Linked DNA regions of Homo sapiens: region 2 is linked to region 1. The links are chromatin loops, found by intact Hi-C in ENCODE. Cell type or tissue: HepG2. All regions are shown on one strand. Links, peaks and the distances in the headings refer to the core of each region. The heading gives the core; the rest is flanking DNA. Region 1 holds the start of LOC105371265 (a long non-coding RNA gene). Region 2 has its middle 67 kb from the start of CASC22.

Region 1 (11,932 bases), core at 575-8,574:
CCGTGCACTGCCTCTAGGATGTTTCCGTATTTGCCTTCTGGTTAATATTTACTCCCTCCTCCCTAGCACACCACATTAAGGGTGTGGCATGGGCTTTTCACTTCCTGAATGTTTGTTACTCAGTTTCAACCAGCTTTACTCTCTTTCAAAGTGACATAAAAGTGACAGCCCTTTAAGCTCACAGAAAAACAGGAGCTGATTCCAGTACGCGATTGACTACCATGCAAGATTTTGTCTTTCCTTTTATATTGTTGAAGATTCCTTGATGGCAACATGGCCCACACATTATCTAACCTCCAGACAATCCCAGAGGATCTGCAGGAAACCACCAAGCACCCCAGAGGGGTCACTGGCAACAAATGGATTAAGGAAATGGCCTGATTTATGGGATTATTGGGGGTCGGGGTGGAGAATTATAGACAATTTTGTTTCTACTGCAGAATCAGCATGATAGAGTGAATATGGACTTTGGAGTCAGGCCCAGGCCTGTAGGATGACCTGGGAAGCAGTCTAGGCAGCTTTGGCCCACTTCAGCTTGTAAGATAGAGATAATACATCATCCTAGAAATATCGCATGGATTATCAGATTTTGTATATAAAGTCCCCAGCAGACACCTGGCACACAGTAAGTGCTCCCAAAACCAAAGCAACAGTTCTTAGAAGCTTAGCTTGGCTCAGGCTGAAGTCTCAAATGATCTAGGGTTCACTCTCCAGCCATTTCTAAGCCATTGAGTGAAACTGGACATGTTAGTTCTGGTGTTGACTTCAGTATCCTAAGTTGGGAAATAGAACTCATCATTCCACTCCTCCTTTTAAGTATTTTGATAAGAATAACCGAGAAGTCCATGTAGCATTTTGAAAATATAAAATACTATTAGATTGGTTTTGTTTTGTTTTCATAGGAAAGAGAAAGGAAGAAGGAAGGGAGAGGAGAAAAAGAGAAAAGAATTCAGGACTGATATTTTCAAATTTCCAAAGTGAGCAAGATTGGTGTTTGGTACTCTTTGATCTCTCCTTTTCTTAAAAAAAAGGGGGATGAGTGTGTTAGAGTCCTACCCCATCTAGAATTAGAGAGAGAGGGAAACAGAGAGGTAAAAATATCCTTCCTATTATCCCTCAAATTTTGCCACAGAGAAAACAACTCACTCTGCTTTTGTATCAATGACCTTACTGCCTCAGTGTCCTCATCTGTCGAAATGTGTTTAGGAATAGTTGCCCTGCACACCTGTCCAAGGTGTTAGAAGAGCCAGATAGATAAGACAATGGGGAAACTTATTTTGAAAATCAAGTAGTATTAAAATCAAGGTGGAGAGAAGGAACACCAGGCCAAGAGTGAGCAAATCTGCATTTGAACCTGGGCTTGGATGATCAGCAGCTTTGTGACTTTGGGCAAGTCATTTCACCTCTCCACACTGCAGGTTCCTCATCTTGCAATGTGGAAAGCAGAACCTCTCCGGGTTGGAGGATCCTGTGGGATCCCACGTGAGTCAGCACCTTGAAATTGCACATACAGGGCACATCATTTCTACCATCACCTAAGGTCAATCCCAGGTTATTGCTGGCCTTTTGGTTTGCTATGTTTTCCACCTTTCTCACAAATTAAAAATGCAGACATGTAAATTCTCTATCTATGTGCACTTCAGGAACTTTCAAGATCCCTTTAGGGTTATATCTTTCCTTAGCCTCTTGCAAACCTGAAAGCAAGGTGACTGTAGGACAAACTGTGTGGGCACTGGATGGGGAATGCATGCCTCTGGTAGAAGGGGAAGCCAGAATTCAGAGCCAAAGAACAGGCACCATGCAGGACTATGAGTCCAGGATGTCCAAATCTGACTTCTAAAGGAATGCCAGTGATACTGATTGTTTTTAATATAAAATCTACCATTTACAAAATACAGGCTCAAGAACAATTGTAAACACTGCACAGGGCAAGTTTTATTGTTTTTCTTAAAAGAGCTGAAAACCATAATCAAGTGCATCTGCCCTTTGTTGTAGATTGGGGCCTGCAATCTAGGGAGTAGAGAAAGGCTGCCTGACTGGTTAGCAATTGAAACACAGAGCTGGGGCCATCTAGTCCGAATGCAGTGTTCATCGTTCTTTGCTAAACACAAGGTGACCGTGGTTGTTGTGGTTAGCAAGGTCACCTAGCTTCCTAGGCAGACCTTATTCCACCACAATGGGCTTCCTTTGCTAGAAAGGACATGGAAAAAGGAGTGACAAAAGAGGAGAAAGAGCTAGTGAAGGAAAGAGAGGAAGAGAGAGGAAGGTCCCCAGTTGTTATTACCTAGGGAGTGCCCAGCATGCCTTTCAGAGGAACACAGGTGCCTACCCCTTTCTCCTGCCTGCTACAGCCCACCACCACCAATAACAACTGTGCACCCTCACTGTTGCCCCCATGCATGGAGCAGAGATAGAGCACAGATAGGGAGAAAAGAATTTTCAAGGGTGAGTTGGAATAGTGACTTCTGCAAGCCTGGTAGGTTTGTCTCTTTTCCGGTATCCTTGCCACTGCACCAGGTGAAGGGGAAGCAGACTGTAAAATACTTTGAATATTATCAAGGTTATTTGGGGAAAAAAAACAGCAACGACCTCACCTGATTGTGCCAGGTTTGTGATAGGAATCTGGGGGGAAGTTGTCCTCAATGACCTCCATTTCTTGAATGACCCGTGGCCCACCTGCTACCTCTGAGATGAGTCAGGGGACACAACTTTCTTGATTTCCATCATCATTTGCCTGCTACTGCTGCAGAGACTCAAGTGGAAAATGTCACTTCTTGAAGTCATGGCTTTGGTGTCTGGTGACAGGGAGTAGATAGAGTTTGGACAGAGCCACTTGTGAGCTGCGTGGTTTAATCTCTCTGAACTTCAGTGTCTCTAGCTCTAAAATGGGGGTAGCAGCCTCAATGAGCAAATTAAAGCAAAATAACAAATGTAAAGCACTTATCCCAAGACAAGGCACATGAGAAGTATTCAACAAAGGACAGCTCTAGTTATGGTGGTGATGGTCTCTAAAGCTTCCAGACTCAGATTCCTAACCAGACAGCCATGAGACATGGTCCCCACAGTGGCAAAAGGGTAGGCTCCAGGCTGCCTAAGTTTAAATATCCTGACTCTACCACTTCAGCAAGGTACTAAACTCTGTGCTTCTTGCCTCATCTGTAAGATGGAGATACCTCATTGGGCTGTTGGGAAGATTGACAGGGGTCACCCTTATAATGTGCTCAGCACAATGCTTGGACCAGGATGGATGCTGCTTGGGTGATGTTATCATCCAGGTGGGCACTGTGGAACACAGACTGATACTTAAGTTCAGCACTTGCCTCATGGAGCTTACAGTCCAGATAGAATAGGTGCACATGAGATTTTTCTCAGCAAAGTTGTAGTCAGTGCTGCCCGTGCCACCCATCTGGTCTCAGCATTGCTGCTCATGTGCACTGTCGTGACCCATCTTTCTGCTGCTGACCTTAAGAAACCTTGCCTTAAGGTATGCTTTGGGGAAACCAAATTATGACAGATATAAACTGAAGTGCCAAGACGAATCTTTCAAAGTGCTGTGATGTCCAGATACGTGGCAAGTGCCAGGAATTTGTGTTTGGGCCCACTGGGAGAGAGGTCCTTTTCCCCGGCTTCCCGCAGTGGAAAGCTGCTGTATGTCTGATACCTGTGCTCCAAATCTACCCTCGAGTTCTTATTTGGCAACAGGCTTGCTTAGCAATGTCCCTGGGGTCAGGGAGCCACGGGTGGGCTGATGCAAGAAACTGCAGTTGTGTCTCTAGGCTGCGACAGCATCACAGCTGTGAGCTTCTCAATTTAAACTCAACATCTGGGCACAAGAGGAAGCACCCTCCATCCAGGCAAGTTGAAGTTTTCTTTCCTGTATCTTTAACAGAGGTTAAAATGTAAACACAAAACAAAGCAAAACCCAACTTAACTCTCTGGGTCCTGTTTCTGTTAAAAACATTTTTTAAAAAATAATAATAATTAGAACAATAGACCCAGCTGAGAGAAGTCTGTCTCATAATAACAAGAGAGACTAAAACACGCTCTCCCACAAACAGATAAGGAAATAGTGAGCTAAAAAGTAAAACTTAAGAGTGCTACTTCTCAACTCAGTAATTGATTCATGAATAAGCTCTAGCCCAATTTTCTATGAAAAATAACAACATAGAGAAAAGAAAAGCCACTCAGATGCAGCTATGTCACCCAAGTGTTCACTGGAGAAATTTAATATGTGTCAGAGAAAAATCTGCCTTCTCCAAAACATTGCCCCCTCCAAAAAAAATGCTTCTCGTTGTGGGATTTTTTCCTCCACACTGACAGAGAGTTTGAAAGTAAAGCAGCCGACTAGAGTGTGGGTGCCCACGCCTTAGAACAAAGAGATTAAAGAATAGGCTTTTCTTCAAATAAATTCGATTTTTTTGCAACAAATTCAGGGCCTGGACAGTTTAATGAAGAATAAAAAATGCTCAGACCCCTCTCTTTCAGCTTTTCCAAACAAACACAGTCATTTCCAACCACTCACAGGTGTTTTTCTTCCCAAAACAAACACAGAAACAAATATTTACAGAGTTATGAAAATTCAATAGAAGTCACAGGGGCACAAATTTCCTCACCTGCATCCAAGATCTCTGGCCTGGGATTATCAAACAGAACGTCACACCTACTTTCCATTACGGGACAGGAAATCTTTGAGCCAAAGAGAATCAGTCTGCAGAATGTGTTCGTAAGGATAAAGGCCTCATCTTTTCAAGAAAGTGTTTGCAGCTCCAAGGAAGAATGGACTTTGGACAAAGGAAACACCAGTGACTTTTTCCTCATCTGCCCATACGTGCAGAAATGCCCTTGAAGAGCTCATGACTGCCTTGCGAATTAATCCCTATGTTGACCAACAACACAAAGAGTGGTGCTGACTACCACACTGACCACCAGGAATAATTTCCTACTTAGGTGTTTGCGGGAAAGGCTGTTGTTTGCTTTTCTCAAATGTCCCGGATGTGAACAGGTCTCAAAATTAGGAAATGCAGCTGGGAATGGCTGCTATCAACAACCCTTATTTCATCTTTTTTCTTTCTTCAATAGAGCTAGAGAAGCAGGCAAGAAAAGAAAATAATGCAATTATGAAAGGAGGGAGGAAAGACAGAGGGAAGGCAGCGGGGCAGAAGGGAAGCGGAAAAAAGATGGGAGAGAAAGGAAGAAAGGGAGGGCAGAATGGGGACAAAAGATGGCAGGGAGGGAGCGAGGGAGGAAGGAGCAGAAAGGAGAGGGAAGAAGAAAGGAAGGAAGGAGAGAGGCAGAGAGAGAGACAAAAAGAAAGAATGAGAGAGAAACCTGCTGTTGTCAGAACCTGACTGGTTTACGCTGAGGAACCAGATAGCCTCTCAGTGAAAAGCTGAGATTAAGCTCACAACATAATTTCCATTATGTTAATGTTGCTTTAAAATATATTGCACAGAGTGCTGCAACAATCAAATTATCAATTATAATGTCTACTCAGAGTAGAAAAGTGTTGCAAACAGAGGGCTGATTACTGCTTCAGTACATCCAATCTGCATACTCATTGTTCAGTACAGGGAAAACAAATTATCTTGTGTTGGCCCCAGTTCAAATTTAATTAAATGAGTGCAAAGCAATTATAATAAAGTACAATAGTGTAGTAATGAAAGGAAAATAACTCATTAACCTATTAATCTTTATTTATGTTCCTCTCAAATAACTATGTAATTTCTTTATCACCGCATCCCATAAGAAAAAGTAGGGTCTCGCTGCTCATGGCCTGGTTTAACAGGTTCTATTTGGTTAAGATGCCTTTGTGGGCACCATTTATACTCACTTTGCTTAGCTTTGGGGCCACGCACCCCCCAGCTGTCTGTCATGCTCCCTGCCCACACGTATGCGTACCTGATCTAGATTTAGCGCTCCTCTCCCACTTTTCCCTGACACTTGTCAGTTACAGAAGGTAAATCTCTCTGGAAGTGAGAAGTGCTTACCACAGCATATGGGAAAGAGGCATCTTCCAGCATCTGGTATGTAAGGCAATGCAAAAAAGGGGAGAGGACAGAATCACTTCTGGTTTAGAGAGAGCCCAGTGCTTGACAGCTGAAGAGATTCCACTAAAAGCTAACACTCCACTGTGCTTTCCAGTTAATAAAGCTTTTTACATGTATGATTTCACTGAGGCCTCCTGATAACACTGTGAGGGTGCCTGATGTACAGATGAGGAAACAGAATGATGGAGTAGAAAAGTATGGTGTCCAAGCCTTGCTACTCATGAGTAGCAGATCCAGGATTCTAATTTAGGTCTACAGCCCCTAAATCTTCATTTCATTCCCCTAGAACCTTGCTACTCAAAGTGTGGTCCAGGGACCAGGAGCATTGGCGCCACCTGGAAGCTCATTGGAATCTTGGGCCTCACCCTAGACCTGCAGAATAAGACTCCACATTTTATAAGATCCTCTAGTGATTCTCACACACTGAAGTTTAAGAAGCACTGGAACTATTGGATAGTACACTGCCTTTTGAGAGAATGGTGACTCAGGCAAATCTCCCAGCAACTACTTGGTTAAGCATTTCCTTGCAATTTGCAACACCTTGAGATGACCTTGAGATGATCTTGGGTGATCAAGGTTGATTCTGGCTTCCATTTTCATGTTATCTGAAGACAGGGCTGGAAGTAGAGGACATAGTAAAAGCAGAAATGATTTCTCTTTCTGGATCCACAGCAGACCCGAAAATCTTCCCCTTTTTCTTCCAAAGAGAATTTGTGAAATAGAGAGAAAGGAGAGGGGAGAAACTGATGAATTAAGGAAGGAAACAGACACTCGTTAAGTTTCTACCCTGTTCTTGGAGGTTTTCCATGTATTCCTTCATTTAATCTTCACAACAAGCACCTTTTTAAGATAAGGTGACTGACGACAGGTTTAAGTGATATGCCCAAGGTCACCCACACTGCTGGGTAACAGAAATGGTATTTGGCTTGGATTCAAAGTTTACACTTTCACTGTACTCTATTTTCTCTTAAAAAAAAAAAAGGAAAAGGGAAGGAAATCAAGATGAAATAAAAGGGTGGTGTGGTAGTCATTAGTGCTGTTCACCAAGAATCTCCAGTTTTTAGTCTCTGAGGTATGTGAAGGATTATACTTCCTGCCCTGCTTAGAAGTAGGTGGGAGCCATGTAAATAGGTTTGGCCAATGAATTGGCAGCAGCGGTTTCATGTTTCATTTTCAGATCAAATATTTAATTGCTTGTGGACACCTTACAGAGCTATCTCTCTTTCCTCTGCCATGAAAATTGCCAATATTCAAGATGGTGGTTGCATCATAAACCTGTATCCATAGTGAGTGAATATGCTCACCAGAGACCCCCACCAACCTATGATAGACACATAATGAGAGTGATAAAAGCAATAAACCTTTGTGTTATTTTGAGCCCCTGAAGTGTGATGGTTGCTTGCTACTGTAGCATCACTGAGCCCATCCCCACTCTTCCAGATGCTAGGAAGACGTGTGAAGGGAAACAGTTAACATTTCTACACTGCAACTTTTTCACTTGAGACTCACAGCATTCCTATGAGAAAGGTAAGGAATGGCTATTATTTATTATGTATTTATAAATTACTATTTACAGATAATTTAACACTGACATAGCAGTTTAAGTGTCCTGCCCAAGATCACAAAGTTTATAAGTGGAAGGGCTAGGTTTGGAGCACAAGGCTTGTAATGACTGATCTTTCTTCAATGCAGAACACTTCCTCCAAAAAAGGACTGGAGCACCATTACCTGCCCTTGGGTATACTCAGATTGGTATATCTAGCTTTGTACTCACACTCCTCTTCCCCCACCACTCAGGAGGAATCCAAGTTATTGGGCAAAAATCAGGCCAAGGAAAAACAAGTACATGCAGTTGCCAGCAGATGACGACATTGGGTCTTTGCTAGAGAAACCACCAGAGAAAGTTCACAGTGATAACCCTCAATGAAGTCAACTGTAAGGAGCTTCATTGTCCAGTTTGAGTGTTTTTTGTTTTTTGTTTGAGAAAGGGTCTTACTGCATCGCCCAGGCTGGAGTGCAGTGGCACAATCACTGCTCATTGCAGCCTCAACATCCTGGGCTCAAGCGATCCTCCTACCTCAGCCTCCCAAGTAGTTAGAACCACAGGTGCGTGCTACCCCACCCAGCAAATTTAATTTTTTTTTTTTTTTTTTTAGAGACAGGGTCTCCCTATGTTGCTCAATCTCGTCTCTAACTCCTGGGATCAAGCGATCTTCCTACGTTGGCCTCCCAAAGTGCTGGGATTATAGGTGTGAGCCACCATGCCTGGCCTGTGTTCATCTTTCATGTGATTGTTTTTGCAAGATAGAAAGGCAAAAGTTAGTAGTAGCAGGATTGACCTTTGTAATATGATCTTAAAAATATTGTCTCCTAATTTGCATATGGAAGAATCTCAACTAAATAACCTCCTTTTAACCAGTTCACTAAACAAACCAAAGTTCTCCCTTTTTCCTATAAAACATGCTTCTAATGCAGGTTAGAGGCTCTTGGCAAGTAGGCTACTGTCCAGCATGTCCAAGGTCCTGCTCTCCCATCTTTGAGTGCTATGTTTACTAAGAGTCTATTAGGTTCATTCCCAGGCTTGTTTATGCTCACTGTATTTCTTATTGTCATTATGTACCTTAATGTAATGTGAGTCAGAAAAAAACATATTTCTGTGAAGACTGGATAGAACGCTTTGGAAAGATTTGATAAAAGCAAGTTACTAAAAAGAGTGTTGGCAGACCTGTAACAAAAAATTGACAAAAGTTATGGTCTATGTGGAACCTGCCCTCAGAATGTTCTTTTAGTTTCCCAAGGCTTCACATTCTGTGTTAAAGAAACAAACTGAAATTCATGGACAATGCATTGCGAGTGTGATTTATACAAGAAAGGCAATCTAGACGTCTTAGCAATGGAATGTAACCATGTTTTTTAAAAGCCTAAGTCATATATCAAATGATTGTCAAAACGATAACCCAAAACAATGTATAGGTTTTGTGTTAAAATAAAATGAAATATTTAAAGTATGGATCGTTTTTAATCATTTCTGAATTCAAGCCCTACCTATTTGTCCCAATTGCTTCTGATATAAGGACTTTCACATAATTACTTTTCCTGTTTGCCATTTTCCCATTTCCCCTTCCACAGACATACTGTGCTACCTTTAAGTGCGAGGTCTTTCACATATCTTTTTTTATCCAATTACCTCATTCAACAATATTTATTTTAAAAAATTTTTTAAAGAGATGGGATCTGCCTATGTTGCCCAGGTTGGTCTCAAACTCCTGGGTTCAAGCAGTCCTCCCACCTTGGCCTCCCAAAGTGCTGGGTTACAGGCATGAGCCAACACATCTGGCCCTCTACAAATATTTCCTGGACAATTACTATGTGCCAAGCACTGGCCTGGGTCCTGGGCATAGACCAACGAACTGTAGAGCCAACAGTAGAGAAAACAGACTTTAAATAATGAGAGAATCATCATTTAATAATAACTGTGGTGTGCGTTATGGAGAAATTCAGAGTTCACTCTGTTTTTATATAACTCAGACCTGGGATGGATTTCCTACTTCTGAATGGTAAAGTAAGTGTCTGAGTAGATGAGCCACCAGCCTTCTTCCTTGTATTCTATTTTTAATGCAGTTTCTTTGGGCCAAATGATCACCGTCATCCTTACCAGCTCCAGACTGTGATTCCATAGTGGCTGGATTGCCTTGGAGCTTAGAGCAGGTTATTTCAGTTTACTCCATGGATATTCTCTCCACTCTTCTCCACTTCATGATGGTTAATATTGAGTGTCAACTTGATTGGATTGAAGGATGCAAATTATTGTTCCTGGGAGTGTCTATGAAGGTGTTGCCAAAGGAGATTAACATTTGAGTCAGTGGACTGGGGAAGGCAGACTCACCCTCAATCTGGGTGGGCACAATTTAATCAGCTGCCAGCGTAACCACAATAAAAGCAGGCAAAGAACGTGAAAAGACTAGACTCGTTTAGTCTTCTGGCCTACATCTTTCTCCTGTGCTGGATGCTTCCTGCCCTCAAACATCAGACTCCAAGTTCTTCAATTCTGGCTTCCCTGATCCTCAGCTTGCAGACGGCCTATTGTGGGACCTCATCCTGTGACCGTGAGTCAACGCTCGTTAATAAACTCCCTTTTATATATACATCTATCCTATTAATTCCATCCCTCTAGAGAACCCTAAGATATCTCTATTCTGTTCCCCAAGAGGTGGACCTTTATGGACCCAATCAACTGCCTCCCTCACCCTGTGCCTCCAGGTGGCTTGGAAAGCAGGAGGCGATGAAGGCTGTGGGTTTTGTTCTCTATCTATCTATCTGCAGAATTGTCAAGTGTTGGCAGCCTCTCTCTTGGCAAAGCCACCACCCTTGTCAAGCAGCACTCTCTTTATAGCTACTCTCTAGGTCAGGGATTGTCAAACAAGGCCCAGACTAAGGGGTGGCAAGCAAAGTGCCTTGGAAGCCAAGGTTACCCTCGGAGTTATGCAAATGCAGGGCCTGAGAGTCCATTCTTTCTTAAATTTTGCACCCTGGACACCTCACTTGCCTTACCCTTGTCCCGGCCTTGATGAAAACTTCCTTTGTAAAGGACTAGAGAATAAATATTTTAGGCTTTGTAGGACACACAGTTTCTGATGCAAGTATTCAATTCTGCTTTTGAAATGTGAGGGCAGTCATAGACAATATGTAAACAAATGGGCACAGCTGTGTTTCAATAAAACTTTATTTTCAGAAACAGGTACAGGGCCAGGTTTGATCCATGGGCCATGGTTTGCCAACACCTGCTCTAAGTGATACAGTTCCCCATGGTTGCTTACTCTGGGACAGCACGGTCCCTTGTGGTTTCCTTTAATCCTGCTCACATCTTTGCAAAAAGCCCCTTTACTAAGCTCCCCTCGAATTATCCAAATTGAGTGTGCCATCTGTTTCTTGCTAGGACCCTAATTGATGCACTTGGCTTTGCATTTCTCCAACACAGGCTTTAATTGCAAAGTAACAACAACAAAAAAAACAAGAAAATGGAGACTACAACCAATTACTCTGTAGCAGGGAAGTGGTGGTGTTTACATGTATTCATCCATTCCCAAATATGATAGAATATTTCACAAAGTTGCAGTACACTCTTAAAGTTGATGGGAGCTGAAATAAATAAGCCTTTTTTTTTCCCCTGGGGCCTGCACTCTCAACCCTGCTGCCCTACTTGTCCTCTTCTAATGGAATGGAGGTCTATTCTAATTAAACAAGAAAACACATCTTTTCACAAAGGGAGAACGGAGGACATTGTACTCTGTTCCTCAAAGAAAGCATGCTTTAATAAGAATCCTTTTATAATCCCTGCTTTTATTTGTAGCTTCCCAAAGCTTTTGCTGGTAATAAAAGGATTGTAAAGTTGACAAATATAAGCAGGGACAAAGAAGTTTGGGGAGATAATGCTCTAGTGAATGGGCTAGTATTTGAAAGTTTATTGATCCTGCAACACCTAGAAGATGATCACGAAGAGCCAATGCTGCCATCAATCAGGGTGATATTTCTATTACAAAGTAAAAGCCCTTCCAGGCAGGGCTATCCATTTCTCATATCATGTAAGAATTATGCTTTGTGCTGAGAAAAATAATTCAGGCCAAAATGCAGGGCTTGGCATCTGAAGATCTGGATTCAAATCTGGCTTCATAGAACTTCTAACCTACTTCTTTATCATATGGAAGCAGCAAATAGAGCTGTAACAAATGCAATGTGTTCTGTTGTGGGGTTGCAGACATCTGCTGTCATTCCACCACTATGACTATCACAAGTAGCATCCATTACTCCTGGAAAAAGCCACCCATTTTCACTGAGGTTCCCTCACTCTCACACTTAAAGCCTCACACTTTCCACTTCTGGTGGAG
Region 2 (11,932 bases), core at 2,025-10,024, 390 kb before region 1:
ACCTAGAAGATGGCAGTGAGAGAGAAGCCATGCTTCCACTGCTTCTGCTGGCTAGAGTTGACACAACAATATTTGATTTTTCTATGTCGGGCTAGTAGAGTTCCACAGAAGGGACTTAGCATTGTGGGTATCATGAGGCAGGATGGAGGGTGCCATTTTGCTGGTATGGATTCAGCACATGTGTCATGGCTCTGGAACCAATGTTTCTGATGGTGGCTTCTTGATTCCTGGATCACACGAAGAGAGTATGAACAGAAGCCAGCACTTTGTAGGACAGTGTGTCAATTCTCCAGTTTCCTGGGTAGAAAGAGAGGCCATTCCCTATGTGAGCTAAGTCTGTTTACTCTTTTCAAAGTCATTCCTGGAGCCTGATCTCAGCCTTTCCAACCGTCTTCTAAGCATTGAATATCATGTGATTGATTACTCTCAGCTTAAAATAGAAATTTTTGTGTTCTAACACCAAGCCATGACTGAAAGAAGGCTTTTATGCCATCAGCTCTGATTTTCAGTGACTCTCCCACCTGCTCCATCTCAGTCCTCCTAAGCCCTTCTGGGTGGAATATACAACCCATGCTTATGCCAGTGAGAGGACTGAGTCCTCCTCACATGGTCTTTGCATCAGGAGTGAGCATGTGGCCCTAGCCACCCAAATCAGAGTGAATTTTAGGAATTTTTCTGAGAATGCTTGGCATAGAGTCTCCAACACTTTTCTGCCAGAATTGAAACTAGTAAGATGTGACTTTGGGAACCAGAAGCAGGCATTTTGCTTCTATGAGAAGAAACCTGTCTGCGAGTGAGTCCTCCAAAGATAAAACTAAGTCGAGAAATGCAGACTAAAAAAATCACATCAGTGGCAGCATGCGCTCTTATATCCAGCTGCACCAAATGTAAAATTTACCCTTAGATGATTAAGGTATGTAAGCCAAGAGGGTTTCATTTATTTTTTTTCCCCATAAGCTAGTTTGGGAGATATTATCCATTATTTACAATTAAAAAGTCCTGATTGCCATACTATCCAACATAGTAGTTTATTTTTGTGGGCTTGTCTCTGCTTCTAGAAACCAAAGATTGATGCAAATGTTTCCTGGGAAATAGTCAGTTACGTGCAATAGAATGTGCAGAACCTGTGGCGAGAGGCTACCACTTTACTTTTCTCTCTACCCTTGGTCTTCCCCAGGCCTGCTTCCTCCTAATGTCTGTGGACATCCATCCTGAAGCCGATTCTCCAGAAACCACTAGCCCAGAAGGCTCTTGTCTCTGTAATTCACTCCACAAGCTTTGGCTTCTGAGAAAAAGGAGTTTGTTTGTTTGTCACTTATTGTAATTGATTTGTTTCTTCCTAACAGTGTACTGATTTCCTTAGCTTCAGACAGCAAATCTGGAGCTGAGAGCTCCAGGAAGTCATTATTAGCTGCACATCACTTGCCATGCTGGAAGCATGGATTTAGATGGCCCTAGAAATGAAAAGCGTTTGGGAAGAGTGAGGACCAGAGCTAAGGTAGTTTTGTGTGGAGAAGAGAAGTTTGAAAAGGTCTCAAAAGGGTCGAGAAGGAATGTACAAAAACACACAGACCTCCCTATCCTTGCCGTAATTCTGGACACGGGGTTCCATTGAAAAAACCATAGCCACCCAAACTTGGCCACCATAGAGCTTTTGTAGTGACCACTGTCCCTGTGCATAGTTTGGGGTCCAAAGTGTCTCAGATATGAGATGATTCTTCCTTGGTAAGGGAATGAATGACAGCAAAATTTTGGAAACTAAAATGTTAGGCCTTGGTGTGGCCTTTTATCTCCCTTAGACATACAGGCAATCGGTTCCACCTGCCGGCTGCCCTCTGCTACCTGCTCTTCAAGGGCAGGATTCTAAGTGTCAGGTCTTAACTATTCCTGCATCAGACCTATCTATCTCTGTTTCTAATGATGATCATTGAGGAAACCAATGTGGTGTATACATGCACTTCCCCACAGAAACCTTTATCAACACATTTTATATGTGGTCTTTCTCCTTCACATGCCACACTCCAAAGATCACCTGAGAGCAGGTTTTCAGGCCATATGCAAGGGAAATATTGAAGAGATTTGCAGCAAGTTCTCAAACTTCATCACCACTCTTCCATTGGCTTATACCACAGAGATGAACGTAGTGCCTCCTCTAAGATAGTGAAATTAAAAGTAGCATTTCTGAAACAATATCCAATGCAGGCTTTTATATATCTAACACTTGACAATCACCCTAAACTTTGGCTTATAAAGTCCTCCCCTTTGACATCTCCAGGAGCTTAGAAAGTCTGCAGGGTAAATGGTTCTCTTAGCGCCATTGTGCAGGTGAGGAGATGTCCTGGCAAGGCAATGTCCAGTGACTTCTCAAGGTCAAATAGCTATTATGACGTGGAGTCAGGACTTGAATTCAAATTGCTCAATATTTAAGCCAATGAGCATTTCTTCTCTGCAGTTCAAGGAGATGTCTAATTCCCTACAGGATACATTGGCATCTGCAAATTGTCCACAGGGGATCCACATAACTTGAACTAATGGCCTTAGCCTATGACTTTCTTGTTTTGAAGTACTTAAAAAAACAGCAATTTAGCATGTCAGAGGCTGTCAGGAGATTCAGTATTTTCTCTTCTTCTTATCATCCTTCACCAAGAATTAGGAAGAAGCAAAGCAGAAAACAAACATCTCAAGCTTGAGATCACCCACCATAGCTTCCTCTTGAGCAGAAACAGTAAGATGCTCTTACAGCATCTCTGGAAAACATTAGTGACCATTCTTTGCTTTAGTGACATGATAATTAGAATGAAGTTATGGTGGAATCAGAAGACACTGGAATCTAGATGCCATCCTCCTGAATTTGCAATTAGGGACATTTGTGAACGGTGATACAAGCTACCAGAACTAACCGCAATAAGAAGTCTTGAAGGTAAAGACAGAAAGGCTGTGATGAACAAATAAGGCCAAACAGAAAGGTATGAACAACACTGTGTGATTTCATCAGTTATAATACCCTTACTTTCACTGTGGCTTGCACTACCCAGGGAAGACTTCAGATAAGCTGGATTTAGTTAAAATGCACAGGGACATCTGATCAATGTGCTAAATGAACAGGCTCTGACACCACTTTTACTTTCCCTCTTCACTTGCTTTCAATATTAAGATTGAGGCATTGCCTGTTAGGTATTCTTCCTGCAAGATGGAGCGGAATAGTACAAAATGCATTTGCAAGCAGGCCAAATCATGATTGACAAAACGAAATTTGTTAATACAATGGTTTGAGGCACTTGACAGAAATTTTTGTCAACAGTGTAGATTAAGGGATTCAAAAATATGAAATTTGCAGATGAAATGGCTTTGATGTTTCTCATGAAAAGCATTTTATTGACAGACTGGATCAGAGTGAAAAAATGTGCATCTTCTCAATGCATGCATTTTAAGTCTTTGATAAAACACGTATTAGTCCTGCTGTTTTTGCTCATTTGTCGTATATTCCATTGGCTTTGCCTTTAGCCACAAAAAGGGATCAGGTGTGAGTAGAAACAGAATGGAAAACCCCCTAAAGAAAGTGTCAGATTGGTCCCCATGAATTGTGGCCATGTCATTTTTTCAAGTGCTTATTGACTAGGTCCCATACACTCTTTTTGATCTTATTCTATTAATTCTTCAAAGAATGAGATTCTTTCTCATTTAGAAAGATCTTCTGGTATCAGTCAGGACATTTTGGTTACAAGTAGCAGAAACCAAAAAAAAGGATTATAAGCCACTGGTTCTCAAAGTGTGGTTCCCAGACCAGTAGCACCAGCATCTCCTGGAAAATCATTTGAAATGCAAGTTCACAGGCAGCTCCCTCGACCAACATGGAGGTGGGGCACAGCAATAGGTATTTTAACAAATCCTTCAAGTGATTCAGTGCACACAAAGGAGACAAAAGATTGGCTCACTTAACTGAAAAGTTCATGGCTAGATATATGAGGCTGCAAATATGACTGTATCCAGGAACTCAAACAGTGTCATTAGGACCATCACATCAAGTTTGTTTTTTTCTTCTAGTGTGGTCTCACTCTTAGATAACTTATCTCTTCGTGACGGAAAGATATCAACAGCTCCATGCTTATGTCCCATCTTTTTTATTTACACCATGATATGGTTTGAATCTGTGTCCCCACCAAATCTCATGTCGAATTGTAATCCCCAGTGTTGGAGGTAGAGCCTGGAGGGAGGTGATAAGATCATGGAGGTGTCTCTGATGAATGGCTTAGCACCATCCTTTTGGTATTGTTCTTATGATGGTGAATGAGTTCTCACAAGATCTGGTTATTTAAAAAGCATGTAGCACCTCCCCCATCAGTGTTTCTCTCACTCCTGCCCCCACCATGTGAGACGCCTGCTTCCCCTTCTCTTCCACCGTGATTGTAACTTTCCTGAGGCCTCACCACAAGCCAAGCAGATGCCAGCACCATACTTCTTGTACAGCCTGTGGAACTGTGAGCCAGTTCAACCTTTTTTCTTTATAAATTACCCAGTCTCAGGTATTTCTTTATAGCAATACAAGAAATGACTAAGAAACCCCAGAATAAACACAGTGCTTTGCCCCAAGATCTTCCATAAACACCCCCAAATGGAGTCTCTCAACCTCCCTGATTGGTCCAGTCCAGGTTTTGTGCCCTTCCCTGAACTTATCACGCTGCCAGAGGTTGTCACACTCTGAGTGGCCAGTTATGGTTTACCTGTCAGAGGTGGCATGAACTCTAAAGCCATAAGGACAGAGGGTAAGAAGGACTGATTGCCCCTAAAAAGTCCAATGTGAATGCAAGAAGGCAGGGGAATGGATGCTAAAGAGATTTAGTCCTTGGTCTTCTAATAAATTCCAGATTAAGGTACAAGTAGCTTCCCTAAATACAAACACACACACACACACACACACACACACACTTACATTAGTGTTTCTCTGGATACTGAAAAAGAACCCTCACCTTTAATCTAACTCTTCCTCATGCTCTCTCTTGCTTCTTGGTTAATGCAAAGAGTGGAAGATCAATTCTTACTAAATGCAATCCAGAACTGATAGCAAAAGAACTGAAAGAGAGAATTCCTTAGCAAAGCCCATGTCCCTAAATAAAGAGGGTTCCTAAGGTTGATGATGGGGAGGAGCCTACAAAAGATTCCTTCAGGAGCATCAGGCACAGCTCTGCACAGATGGGGGGCAGGTGGCCATCTTTGACTCTGCTGCAATTCAGTGTGACAATCCCCCTCAGTAGAGCCTTTTATTTCCCTGTAGTTCACAGAGGAATTTATTTTGCAGAGGAATAAAGAACTCGTGTACATGATTTGGCTTTCATCTTCAAACCAAGACTAAAACTTTGAGCTGTCATAGTTGTGCCATCTCAGCAGCCCAAATTCAGTGTTTTACAAAAGAGAGAGAAGAAAGAAAACTTTATCCATTCCCTGAGCTGTCACCTCTACCCAGATCAAGGCAATGTTTTCCTATTTTAGAACAAATGAAAATGCTCCATGAGTAATCTCATTTTGACTGAGGAATTACTATCAAGAGCAAACGTCTTGTCAAATGCCTCTTATACGGCTATTTGCAATCTCACTTGTTCTTTTGTGCCCACCCTCTACATTTGGATCAGCCCAAACCCAGGAGACATGTTGAATTCTTCCCTGCATTTCCAGTGCTGGGCACAGAATCTGGCACAGGGTCTTTGCTGAATATATGTATGTTGCACTGAATTAGGTGGAAAGGGTGTCCTGTTTCCCATAATTTTTCTTTTCTACTATTAGATAGCTTCATTGCAGCATACGCTCCACTGTTTTATGGTTTCTATGAGACAATATTTGTTCCCTCATCATTAGACAGGCTATTTGACAAGATGGGCCACTTTAAGGGATATACCTTATGCCGCCTTTCGCTCTTCTACAATTCAGCTCCATAAGGATGACCTTCAGACATTTTTACACCCAATTCCCCCGCAGCACCACTAGAGGGCAGCAGAGAACACAATGATGGCAAGATGGCCATTTTGTCCAGTCTTTGTCTTCAGCTCTCCTAGTCCCTCAATTTTCCCAGCTTTCATCCTTTTGTTAACTTTGGCTTTATGGGTGCAAGTTTCAGTACAGAAAAGCCTGATTTGCTTTAGAGCAAAGAAAACCATACCTTTTTTCTTCCTGCCTTTTCATGTGGTTTCTTAGAGAAATAATTTCATCAACGAGCCAAAACACTCAAAGTTTACAAAATGCACCTGTTTTGTTTTGTTTTTAAATATGGCCTCTCCTTTAGAAAAGAAAAAAAGAAAATAAAATCTTATCTACTACATTAGGCGAGAGTTTCCCTTCTGAGCGCCTTTTCTATAAGATCTTTAACTGAGCTCTGCTATCAGTCTCTTCAGCCTCCATTCTTCTTGTGATCCAAAATCCAGCCTGGAAAAAAGCTCTCATTGGCAGGATAATTAAAGTAGATGAACAAGTCCTTCAGTCCCAGTTAATCCCAGTAAGCCTAATTCAGCTTCTATAGATGGAAGGATAAAAGTGTTCTCCCATCAGGGTCATTCATAGTTGGACTGCAGCCTACACCAAGAAATCACTCCCCAGATAATCACAAGGTCATGGCGACCAAGTTTATACATAAGTAAGATTGAATTTGGTCTAGGTTTGATCCAACTGCACAGATCAAGGAATCACTGCCAAAAAGAAAAGAAAAAAAAAAGATTACTTAGAGCTAAATTTCAGGACAAACCAACACCTTGACTCCTTGCTTTCATGCAAAATTTCTCTTCAAGTTCCAGGAACACACCCCCAATTTGGCATGCAAATCAAAAGAGCCTTTTAAAATAACAATTTAGCAATAACTATTAAGATGAAATTTTCTGTTTCTAGAATGTATGCTACATGAATATACATATGTATGTGCATGTATAGCAGACAATTGGAAACAAACTAAATCTCTATCAGTAGATTATTTCAATATATTTTGATATACCCACACTCTGATATACCACACAGCTAAAAAAAGAAAAAGATTGCGATGTATCTGTCTTCAGTGAAAGAGAAGGATGGCTGAAAATTATTAATAGCAATGTACTAAAAATGTTAAGTACATATTTTTCATTTAAAAAACTATATGTCTATGTATGTAAATGAATGCAAATACAGATTTGTATTTCAAAATCTGGAAGGATTTACATAAACCTGGTTTAGGGGAGCATCATAGATAAGAGAGGAGTAAAAAGGTAGAAATTTAATTATATTCTGGTATCACTTACACAATTTTGTTAAATCTAAAATGTTGCTTACATAACTGGGCTCACATTAGCCAATGTTATGTTTGGTCACTTGCGATTCTTTATTCACTGAAACTCTAGTTGTTTCAGGTACTACCTAGCATTTGGTCTCCATATCCCAAGGACAAAGCAAAAATTTTAAGTTTTCTCTCTTGAAAGATTTTTGGAAACTAATATAACCCTGCTAGCATGAACAGACACAGCGTATATGAAAATTGAAATCACATCATTTTCAAACTGAAAGTAAACAAATGCCCTCTTACCATTAGCTGTGCCCAGAGACATCCACAAAATTAGAGTCTCAAAGCTGGGAAGGGAGCTCAGAGTTTTTCCCAATGCCCCATCACTCACAAATAAAGAAAGGGAGGCTCAGTGAGGTCATGTGGCACCCCCAGTTTATAAAAAGTCCAGCCCAGTTCTCAGAGTTTATTGGCCACATCATGAAATGGTCACATCCTTTATCACTGAAAACCAGAAGAATATTTTTGAGAGTGAAAGGTGGCACTGTTCATGATCACTGTGGGACAACAGTTAGGACTGTAAGTTAGGACTGTCCTGGGGCAACTGAACACACAGGCACTGTGCCAACCTCCTTCAACCACACTGAATTCCAAAAGAGCCGATATATGGACTTTGCACCCCACCCTTCCCAATGTGAAACCCTTATGAGAGGCCTTCTCCTACAGCAGTCATCGAAAGTATGGTTGTTTCTCTTTATTCTATTTTATTTCATTTGTTTATTTATTTTATTTTATTATTATTTTTAAGATGGAGTCCCTCTCTGTTGCCCAGGCTGGAGAGCAGTGGCACCATCTTGGCTCACTGCAACCTCTGGCTCCCAGGTTTAAGTGATTCTCCTGCTTCAGCCTCCCAAGTAGCTGAGATTACAGGCACCAACCACCACACCTGGCTAATTTTTGTATTTTTAGGAGAGAGGGGGTTTCACCATGTTGGCCACGGGGGTCTTGAACTCCTAACCTCAACTGATCCACCTGCCTCAGCCTTCCAAAATGCTGGAATTACAGGCATAAGCCATCCTGCCTGTCCCCTCTTTATTCTAGTTAAATATTCATTAACAATCATCTTCCTGGATCCCCAGAAGAAAGAAACTATTTAACAAATAATTTTATTAGTCCTGGGAGGAATAAAACCAAAACAGGACTACTGTTTTTCTCCAATGTTCTCTCAGTTAATCTCAGAGTCCTTGCAAAATGACACAGGCATCTGGGTCTGGTATTCCCAGCTCCTTAATAGAGTTTACCAGATTTAGGGAAGTGAAAATGTGAAACACTCAGTTAAACTGGACTTTCAAATTCAAATGCAATTTTTGAGACATACTTACACTAAAAGAAATTATTGCAAGTTTATCTGAAAGTCCAGCTTAAGTGGATATCCAACATTTTGCCTGGCAACCTTGTCACTGAACTCACATCTACCTCGCTTTTCAGAAGGTCCAAAACTTGCCGATGATTGGCTGGGCTTTTAGACCTGCAGATTGATGCTGGAGGAGGGAACATACAGAATAACTATGTAAAGTGCTTCCTCATACCTGCCTCATTCAAAACCCCATCAGAGGTACCTTGGGCCAGTGATCAAATCAGGTTTCCCTTTGGGCTCCAGATGCTCTCTGCTCTGCCATGCCTTCCACAGTTTTTTTTGGAGCACACCAGCCACCTGTGACTTCACTCAGGCTCTTATTCCTCCCCCAGATGCTTTTCTTATCTCAGCCTGACAAACTTTGCTGCTCTCGGAAGTCAGGTGGAAGAAACTTCACCCTAACGCAGTGTCTGCCTTTCACTTCACACGACTGTTATTACCTGACATTGCCTGCTACTGTTGCTGTTTCCTGGCTTGTTGTCTGTCTTCTCTGTCTAGAATAGAAGCTCCATGAGATCAAGGGCTCTGTCGGCCTTGACCATCACCATGTATCCAGAAGACTGTCCAGGGCTTATAAATAGCTAGAGAATTAATGAAGGGCAAGCCACTTTTACTGGAAAGCCACCGCCTCTGGGAAGCTTCTCCTGACCACCCTCAGGAAAAATTAATGACTTCCTCCTTGGCAATCCCACTGCCCACTGCTCCCCTTCAACAAGGCATGCATTCAATAAATAGTCATTGAGCACTAATGATATACCAAGAGTTTGGCACATCACAGAACTTAGTTCCATATTCATCTATCTCCACTCTAATGGATGAAATTCTTGAGGGTAGGGAATTACTTACTCATCTATTTTTTTATTTTTATTTATTATTATTATTATTATAATACTTTAAGTTTTAGGGTACATGTGCACAACGTGCAGGTTTGTTACATATGCACACATGTGCCATGTTGGTGTGCTGCACCCATCAACTCATCATTTAGCATTAGGTATATCTCCCAATACTATCCCTCCCCCATTCCCCCACCCCACAACAGTCCCCGGTGTGTGATGTTCCCCTTCCTGTGTCCATGTGTTTTCATTGTTCAATTCCCACCTATGAGTGAGAACATGCGGTGTTTGTTTTTTGTCCTTGTGATAGTTTGCTGAGAATGATGGTTTCCAGCTTCATCCATGTCCCTACAAAGGACATGAACTCATCATTTTTTATGGCTGCATAGTATTGCATGGTGTATATGTGCCACATTTTCTTAATCCAGTCTATCATTGTTGAACATTTGGGTTGGTTCCAAGTCTTTGCTATTGTGAATAGTGCTGCAATAAACATACGTGTGCACGTGTCTTTATAGCAGCATGATTTATAATCCTTTGGGTATATACCCAGTAATGGGATGGCTGGGTCAAATGGTATTTCTAGTTCTAGATCCCTGAGGAATTGCCACACTGACTTCCACAATGGTTGAACTAGTTTACAGTCCCAACAACAGTGGAGAAGTGTTCCTATTTCTCCACATCCTCTCCAGCACCTGTTGTTTCCTGACTTTTTAACGATCGCCATTCTAAATGGTGTGAGATGGTATCTCATTGTGGTTTTGATTTGCATTTCTCTGATGGCCAGTGATGATGAGCATTTTTTCATGTGTCTTTTGGCTGCATAAATGTCTTCTTTTGAGAAGTGTCTGTTCATATCCTTTACCCACTTTTTGATGGGGTTCTTTGTATTTTTTTCTTGTAAATTTGTTTGAGTTCATTGTAGATTCTGGATACTAGCCCTTTGTCAGGTGAGTAGGTTGCAAAAATTTTCTCCCATTCTGTAGGTTGCCCGTTCACTCTGATGGTAGTTTCTTTTGCTGTGCAGAAGCTCTTTAGTTTAATGAGATCCCATTTGTCAGTTTTGGCTTTTGCTGCCATTGCTTTTGGTGTTTTAGACATGAGTCCTTGCCCATGCTTATGTCCTGAATGATATTGCCTAGGTTTTCTTCCAGGGTTTTTATGGTTTTAGGTCTAACATGTAAGTCTTTAATCCATCTCGAATTAATTTTTGTATAAGGTGTAAGGAAGAGATCAAGTTTCAGCTTTCTACATATGGCTAGCCAGTTTTCCCGACACCATTTATTAAATAGGGAATCCTTTCCCCATTTCTTGTTTTTGTCAGGTTTGTCAAAGATCAGATAGTTGTAGATATGCGGCATTATTTCTGAGGGCTCTGTTCTGTTCCATTGGTCTATATCTCTGTTTTGGTACAAGTACCATGCTGTTTTGGTTACTGTATCCTTGTAGTATAGTTTGCAGTCAGGTAGCATGATGCCTCCAGCTTTGTTCTTTTGGCTTAGGATTGTCTTGGCAATGCAGGCTTTTTTTTGGTTCCATATGAACTTTAAAGTAATTTTTTCCAATTCTGTGAAGAAAGTCATTGGTAGCTTGATGGGGATGGCATTGAATCTATAAATTACTATGGGCAGTATGGCCATCTTCACAATATTGATTCTTCCTACCCATGAGCATGGAATGTTCTTCCGTTTGTTTGTATCCTCTTTTATTTCATTGAGCAGTGGTTTGTAGTTCTCCTTGAAGAGGTCCTTCATATCCCTTGTAAGTTGGATTCCTACGTATTTTATTCTCTTTGAAACAATTGTGAATGGGAGTTCATTCATGATTTGGCTCTCTGTTTGTCTGTTATTGGTGTATAAGAATGCTTATGATTTTTGCACATTGATTTTGTATCCTGAGACTTTGCTGAAGTTGCTTATCAGCTTAAGGAGATTTTGGGCTGAGACGATGGGGTTTTCTAGATATACAATCATGTCATCTGCAAACAGGGACAATTTGACTTCCTCTTTTCCTAATTGAATGCCCTTTATTTCCTTTTCCTGCCTGATTGCCCTGGCCAGAACTTCCAACACTATGTTGAATAGGAGTGGTGAGAGAGGGCATCCCTGTCTTGTGCCAGTTTTCAAAAGGAATGCTTCCAGTTTTTGTCCATTCAATATGATATTGGCTGTGGGTTTGTCATAAATAGCTCTTATTATTTTGAGATATGTCCCATCAATACCTAATTTATTAAGAGTTTTTAGCATGAAGGTTGTTGAATTTTGTCAAAGGCCTTTTCTGCATCTATTGAGATAATCATGTAGTTTTTGTCTTTGGTTCTGTTTATATGCTGGATTACGTTTATTGATTTTCGTATGTTGAACCAGCCTTGCATCCCAGGGATGAAGCCCACTTGATCATGGTGGATAAGCTTTTTGATGTGTTGCTGTATTCGGTTTTCCAGTA

The links. Hi-C counts contacts between places; a loop is a spot of excess contacts. Peaks named below come from ENCODE experiments on the same cell type or tissue, not always from the same donor. Only the 100,000 strongest peaks of a DNase experiment are listed, where the experiment ranks them.
Region 2: a loop joins it to region 1, with 8 times the contacts of the local background. A loop is called at or near these places in 2 of 110 quality-filtered maps.

What each region holds. Positions count from the first base shown.
Region 1 is chr16:52,573,768-52,585,699 of GRCh38, forward strand. All of the region lies in intron 2 of CASC16 (cancer susceptibility 16), which reads right to left. It overlaps LOC105371265 (a long non-coding RNA gene), which reads left to right and starts at 7,386. Exons shown (of 4, transcript XR_933581.3): 1 at 7,386-7,574. RefSeq lists an enhancer at 3,481-4,680. In HepG2, for the core only: a CTCF peak has its summit at 7,912 (motif pointing right); DNase peaks (open chromatin) are centred at 4,604, 4,904 and 7,904; H3K4me3 peaks cover 786 bases.
Region 2 is chr16:52,185,753-52,197,684 of GRCh38, forward strand. No RefSeq gene overlaps it. Among named protein-coding and RNA genes, the nearest start is that of CASC22, 67 kb to the right of the region's middle. In HepG2, for the core only: a CTCF peak has its summit at 5,981 (motif pointing right); DNase peaks (open chromatin) are centred at 5,979 and 7,889.